Regions from separate parts of the Homo sapiens genome. Here region 1 is linked to region 2. Evidence: chromatin loops called from intact Hi-C (ENCODE). Cell type or tissue: GM12878. All regions are shown on one strand. Each heading gives the region's core, and the rest is flanking DNA. Links, peaks and the distances in the headings are about the cores only.

What was found. Hi-C counts contacts between places; a loop is a spot of excess contacts. Peaks named below come from ENCODE experiments on the same cell type or tissue, not always from the same donor. Only the 100,000 strongest peaks of a DNase experiment are listed, where the experiment ranks them.
Region 1: it touches region 2 in a loop (2.1-fold over the local background); 3 of 110 quality-filtered maps call a loop at or near these places.

The regions. Positions count from the first base shown.
Region 1 is chr2:113,790,388-113,793,315 of GRCh38, forward strand. No RefSeq gene overlaps it. Among named protein-coding and RNA genes, the nearest start is that of SLC35F5, 35 kb to the left of the region's middle. In GM12878, for the core only: no CTCF peak of the experiment used is centred there; a DNase peak (open chromatin) is centred at 1,764.
Region 2 is chr2:113,858,293-113,861,220 of GRCh38, forward strand. The region is part of intron 2 of ACTR3-AS1 (ACTR3 antisense RNA 1); the gene reads right to left. Among named protein-coding and RNA genes, the nearest start is that of ACTR3, 30 kb to the right of the region's middle. In GM12878, for the core only: no CTCF peak of the experiment used is centred there; a DNase peak (open chromatin) is centred at 1,529; H3K27ac peaks cover 350 bases.

The sequences.
Region 1 (2,928 bases), core at 302-2,801, 68 kb before region 2:
AATAAAATTATTCCAAAAGATTAGTTGTGATTTGAACAATGGATATTTGATATTTTAGGGAATTATTGCTAATTATTTTAGGAGTGCTAATGGTTCTGTGGTTGTTCCATTTTATCTGTTGCAGCGTAACAGTGGCTTAAAGCAACGACCATTTTATTACATCTTACAACTTTGCGAGCCAGGAATTTTGAATAGGGTTCAGCTGGATGGTTTTTCTGCTTCATCATGGTACTCACTTGGCAGATGGGCAGATCTAAAAGGTCTAAGATGATTTGACTTACATGTCTGGTGCCTTGGAAAGGAAGACTGGAAGGCTAACCTCAACTGAGACTTTATACTAGAGCACTGACCTGTGATCTCATCAGCGTTTCAGGGTTTTCAGATTTCTTATATGGAAGCTTAGAGTTCTCAAAGGATGTATCCCAAGAGGTCCAGATGGCAGCTTCAAAGCTTCTTAAGACTTAACTTCAGAAGTGCTTAAATAATACTTCTGCCACATTCTACTGATCAAGCAAGTCTCTATGACCAGCTGAGATTGAAGATGAGGGGAATTAGACTTCCCCTCTCAAGAGGAGAAGTAAAAAACATGTAAGACCATCTATAATCTACCACCATGCTTATATTTTTAAAAGATTCTTTTATCTTTTAGAGGTGTATACTAACTAAAGTATTTATAGAAGAAAAATATGTGGTCTGAGATTTCCTTTAAAATATTTGGGGTAGTAAGGGGATGGAGTATAGATGAAAAAGGATTAGCCAAGAATTTAACATAGTTGGAGCTGGATGATAGGTATATGCGGAGTTCATTATATTATTCTACTTTTATGTATGCTTGAAATTTTTCATTAAAAGAGATTTCAGAGCTGGACACGGTGGCTCACACCTGTAATCCCAGCGCTTTGGGAAGCCAAGGTGGGCGGATCACAAGGTCAGGAGGTAGATACCATCCTGGCCAACATGGTGAAACCCCGTCTCTACTAAAGTAAAAAAAAAAAAAAAAAAAATTAGCTGGGCATGGTGGCACATGCCTGGAGTCACAGCTACTCAGGAGGCTGAGACAGGAGAATTGCTTGAACCCAGGAGGTGGAGGTTGCAGTGAGCCGAGATCATGCCACTGCACTCCCACCTGGTGACAAAGCAAAACTCCGTCTAAAACAAAAACAACAACAACAACAAAGAAATTTCAAAAAAAATAAAGAGTTTTTCCCCCAAAAGCTATGTAATGTGAAAGACAAGGCCACCAGAAACACCTCTGATGCCATGAATTTGGTATATATCTTTACTGTTATTGAACATTTAGAGAGCCTGAATAAATTACTACTATGGTAGTAAGAATTTGAGGGAGAAAGTTTCATTTCCTTAAATTACTAGTATGCAATTATATATATGGTTTGAATTTACAGATGCTTTGTATTTGATATATTGTTAGTAATTTTAGAGTTCCATAAAATGCTTTCAGTACCTAATACAACACAAGCCTCAACTGGGTGCTGGTTATGTGGCTTAAAAAGTTTACTTTTAAATAGTTGCATTGCTCACATCCTTCCAGGAAAAGAGTCAGCTATTTTTCAGTTAAAAATTAACATGCTTTAATAACCACATTTTTCCTTAAGGCATGATACCATGACTGAATTTTTTTCCACTCTGGTAGACTTGCCACTTACGGTATCTCTAATCCAGGCACAACTCAAATGAATAACTAAATGAAAACAAGAATTGCATGACATCTGAATGCGTAAAAGGCATGCAGCACTTTCAGTTTCCCTAAACTCTGGGTAACCACTTATTTTCATGTTCACTGTGTCTATTGTTGAACAATGTGCCACTCTAGATAATCTGATTCTTGCTGATCTCTCTTTATGCATAAAAATAGACAGGCCAGGCCACTAACACTTACATTACTAACTATGTGACCAAATGCCCATAACTACCACATTGGTATTGTTGTACCTTATGGAGGATTTCAAATCCACACAGTCTCTGGATTTGATGCCAACACTTTATGTTACACTGTAGTGAAAGGAAATCCTAAACAGTAGGTGGGGAGGTTCCAGCCCCGTTTAACAAACATATGGTGATTTAGAGGAAAAACTGCTTGGGGAGAAGACAAATGAAGTGACATTGGTGCCATGTTTAAGTGTAGCAACTCCCGTTCCCATCTCAACACTATGAAAGCCCTATCTGGAAGCATCTCCTTCCCACGATCCTTCCACAGGATGCTAAAGTAGGAAAACTAGAGAATGTATTAGATGAATTAGCCATGTGACCTGGAGGAAGACATTTACTCTTTCTATGCCTCAGTTTTTTTGTTGTTTTGTCTTGTGTTTTTGAGACGGAGTCTTCGTCTGTCACCCAGGCTGGAGTGCAGTGGCACAATCTCGGCTCACTGCAACCTCCGCCTACTGGCTTCAAGCGATTCTCCTGCCTCAGCCTCCCGAATAGCTGGGACTACAGGCGCATGCCACCATGCTCTGCTAATTTTTGTATTTTTAGTAGAGATGGGGTTTCACCATATTGGTCAGGCTGGTCTTGTACTCCTGACCTCAGGCGATCCACTGGCCTCGGCCTCCCAAAGTGCTGGGATTACAGGTGTGAGCCACTGTGCCCAGTCTATGCCTCAGTTTTATCATCTATATAATAAAGGCTACAATCTCTGTTTCACCTATCACACAGCACTGTTAGGACCATCAACTTGTATAATGTTCTCTGAAACAATTTTGAAAACCTTGTAGCTCTCTATAAGTTATTATTAGAATTAGTATTCAATATATATAAACATTTTTCTACTAAAAGAAATCTACAGCTATTTTACCCCTCCCAAAAAAACTTCTTCCTTTCCAGTCCCTCTGGTATTCTCCACCATTTTCCTTTAGACAATTAAATGCTATCACTTTTAAGATTAAAAGAAATAAAAAGGCCGGGCACGGT
Region 2 (2,928 bases), core at 145-2,644:
GTGAGCCAATAAATTCCTCTTTGTGTCTAAGTTAGTTCAAGTTAGGTTACTGCCCTTTAAAATCAACCAACCAAAGTAATAAAAACTGTCAATGGAGGAGGAGTGAGACATTTCTTTTTGGCTATGTTGAATAGATGAGATATAATTTACCCAAAGTGTAGTTTACAGACAAGCCAGTCACCACACAGCCCACTTCTGGGGGTAACTGCAGAGCCTACAGGTCCTACTAAGAAGGTGGCCATGTTCTATGCCACGTTCTCTGCCCCGCTTCCAGAACCCCTCAGCCCCCAGTTCTCCCAGCTCAGCTGACTAGAATCAGGAATGTGCTCATGATCCAAAGGCCATCAGTTTTTCTATGGGTTTATGGCCCACGAGGAGGTTTAGCATATAGAACCTCTGCTTCAATAGGGATACTACTGAGTCAAACAGACATTATTGCCTAGAAATTTCATGTGGAACTGACAAATTGTGAATAAGTTGAAGTTTTGAGTTATCAGAAAGGAGGAGTGAGCAGTTATGAACAAGCAGAAGCTATAGGTAAGCCAAAATCAAACGGTATTTATAGGAGAGTTGAAAAATTAGTAGAAATGGGAATGGTAGCAGTACAGTTGGAGGGATGCTGAGTCACTGCATTTATGGGATCCCTGAACTTGCCAAGGCAGCAAGAAGATGACTCAGATTGGTGACTCTTCCACTGGATGCTTCTAGTTCCTGAGTGACTTCCAGAGTCCAAGAGGCCCAGCTCGACAGCTTTTCTTGATATGCCAGAAGGTCCTTAAAGTCCTTATTTCCATAAATACCGTCACGATACCCCTGCTCCCATCACCCAGATGAACCGCTGTTCTTTGTAGTGAAATGGTCTTAACAAACATCTCAATAATAACATTGGCTAACACTTATTTAACATGGATTATGTGCCAAGCACTGAGATATTAATTTTACACATTGTACCTCACTTAATTTTCTCAACAATCCTATGAGGCAGGTACATATTATTCTTACCAATTTATGGATGGAGAAACCTAACTTAGAGAGGTTACCTTGCTTGTCCAAGTCACATCTTCTGTAGGGGAGCTAAGTCTGAAGCAGATCTGTATAACTCTAGAGTCCAAACATGTAATTATATTTAACTTCTCTCAAGTTACTCAGTTCCCTTGGGATCATTTCGGGTGTAGAGAGTGTAAGTAATTTAACTTTAAGTCATAAAATAAGAAATGTAGCAACCAGAACTAAAAGGGGAAAAAAGACTCATCATGAATATCACGTGTTATAAAATAATCATGTGTCTTGCTGAAACTTCATAAAAGAGAAGTTCTAGAAAGTTATCCCAAAGCAAGAAGTGGTGAATGGGAATTTATTACTAATTTTAGATACATAATATGTGCCAGATGTATTGTCCTATTTGAACAAATGGCTAAGGAAAATATGTATTCTTTGTAGTTTAATAGTGGCCTCAATTTTCCTAATTTGCTTCATAAAGTCTTACGCTCTTGACAGGGAATTCTCCTGCAAAGGGGTTTTTAGAAATCAACCATGGATGTAGAGAAGAGACTACTTTGCATAAAAAAAAGAGAAGTGAAACTGTAGAGTTTAAAAAAAAAAATGTGGCCAGGGACGGTGGCTCATGCCTATAATCCCAGCACTTTGGGAGGCTGAGACAGGTGGATCACCTGAGGTCAAGAGTTCAAGACTAGCCTGGCCAACATGGTGAAACCCTTTCTCTACGAAACGTACAAAAATTAGCTGTGTGTGGTGGCGTGCGCCTGTAGTCCCAGCTACTCAGGAGGCTGAGGCAGGAGAATTGTTTGAACCCAGGAGGTGGAGTTTTCAGTGAGCTGAGATTGTACCACTGCACTCCAGCCTGAGCAACAGAGCGAGACTCATCTCAAAATAAATAAATAAAATAAAAAATATATGTGTAAGAAAAATAAACTGTGAGATATGAAGTGTAAAATTTCAACTCTTCTAATTATGCTGAATTAATAACTAAAATTTATTTTTCAAAAACTGGAAAATTTAGCAGAGATGTAGCTATTTAAAAATGAATAATAATGTTGAATATGTGTTTGCTCCATGAGGGCATAGATTTTTGTATTTCCTTCACTACTGGATCCTTAGAAGCTGGAACAGACTCTGTTATATAGTAGATGTTCAATAAAAATCTGTTAAATAGAACAAATAAATGACTGAACTCAGAAAACTGAGATTATTCTCTGAATTGTATCTCTAAATGATATACGAGCAAGTCATTTAGCATATTTGGATGCAAGTTTTATTTATTTATTTGTGAGATTTTTGTGTTATAAAAGATACTGCAAGGAGAGGGAATTTGTTCTACTAGACATAAAACCGAACAGCATGGCACTGGTTTAGGAACAGGCAATAAGTCAAAGGAACAGACTAGAAAATGTAGAGATAGACTTTGTATACACACATACACACACACTCACACTCACACTCACACTTATTTAAACAACATCAGTATATAATATAAAATGAATTGTTTATGACATCAGGCCATTGATTAAGATAAATAATATTAATTCCCTTTCAAGCCATATACAAAGCTAAATTCCAGATAGATCAAGGACTTGAACATGTTTTAATAAAAAAGCAAAGTATAGTCGGGCACGGTGGCTCATGTATGTAATCCCAGCACCTTGGGAGGCCAAGGTGGGTGGATTTCTTGAGGCCAGGAGTTCGAGACCAGCCTGGCAAACAAGGCAAAACCCCATCTCTACTAAACATACAAAAATTAGCCGGGCATGGTGGCACACACCTGTAATCCCAGCTACTACTCAGGAGGCTGAGGAATGAGAATCACTTGAACTTGGGAGGTGGAGGTTGCAGTGAGCTGAGATTGCACCACTGCACTGCAGCCTGGGTGACAGAGCGAGACTCTGTCTCAAAAAAAGAAGCAAAGTATAA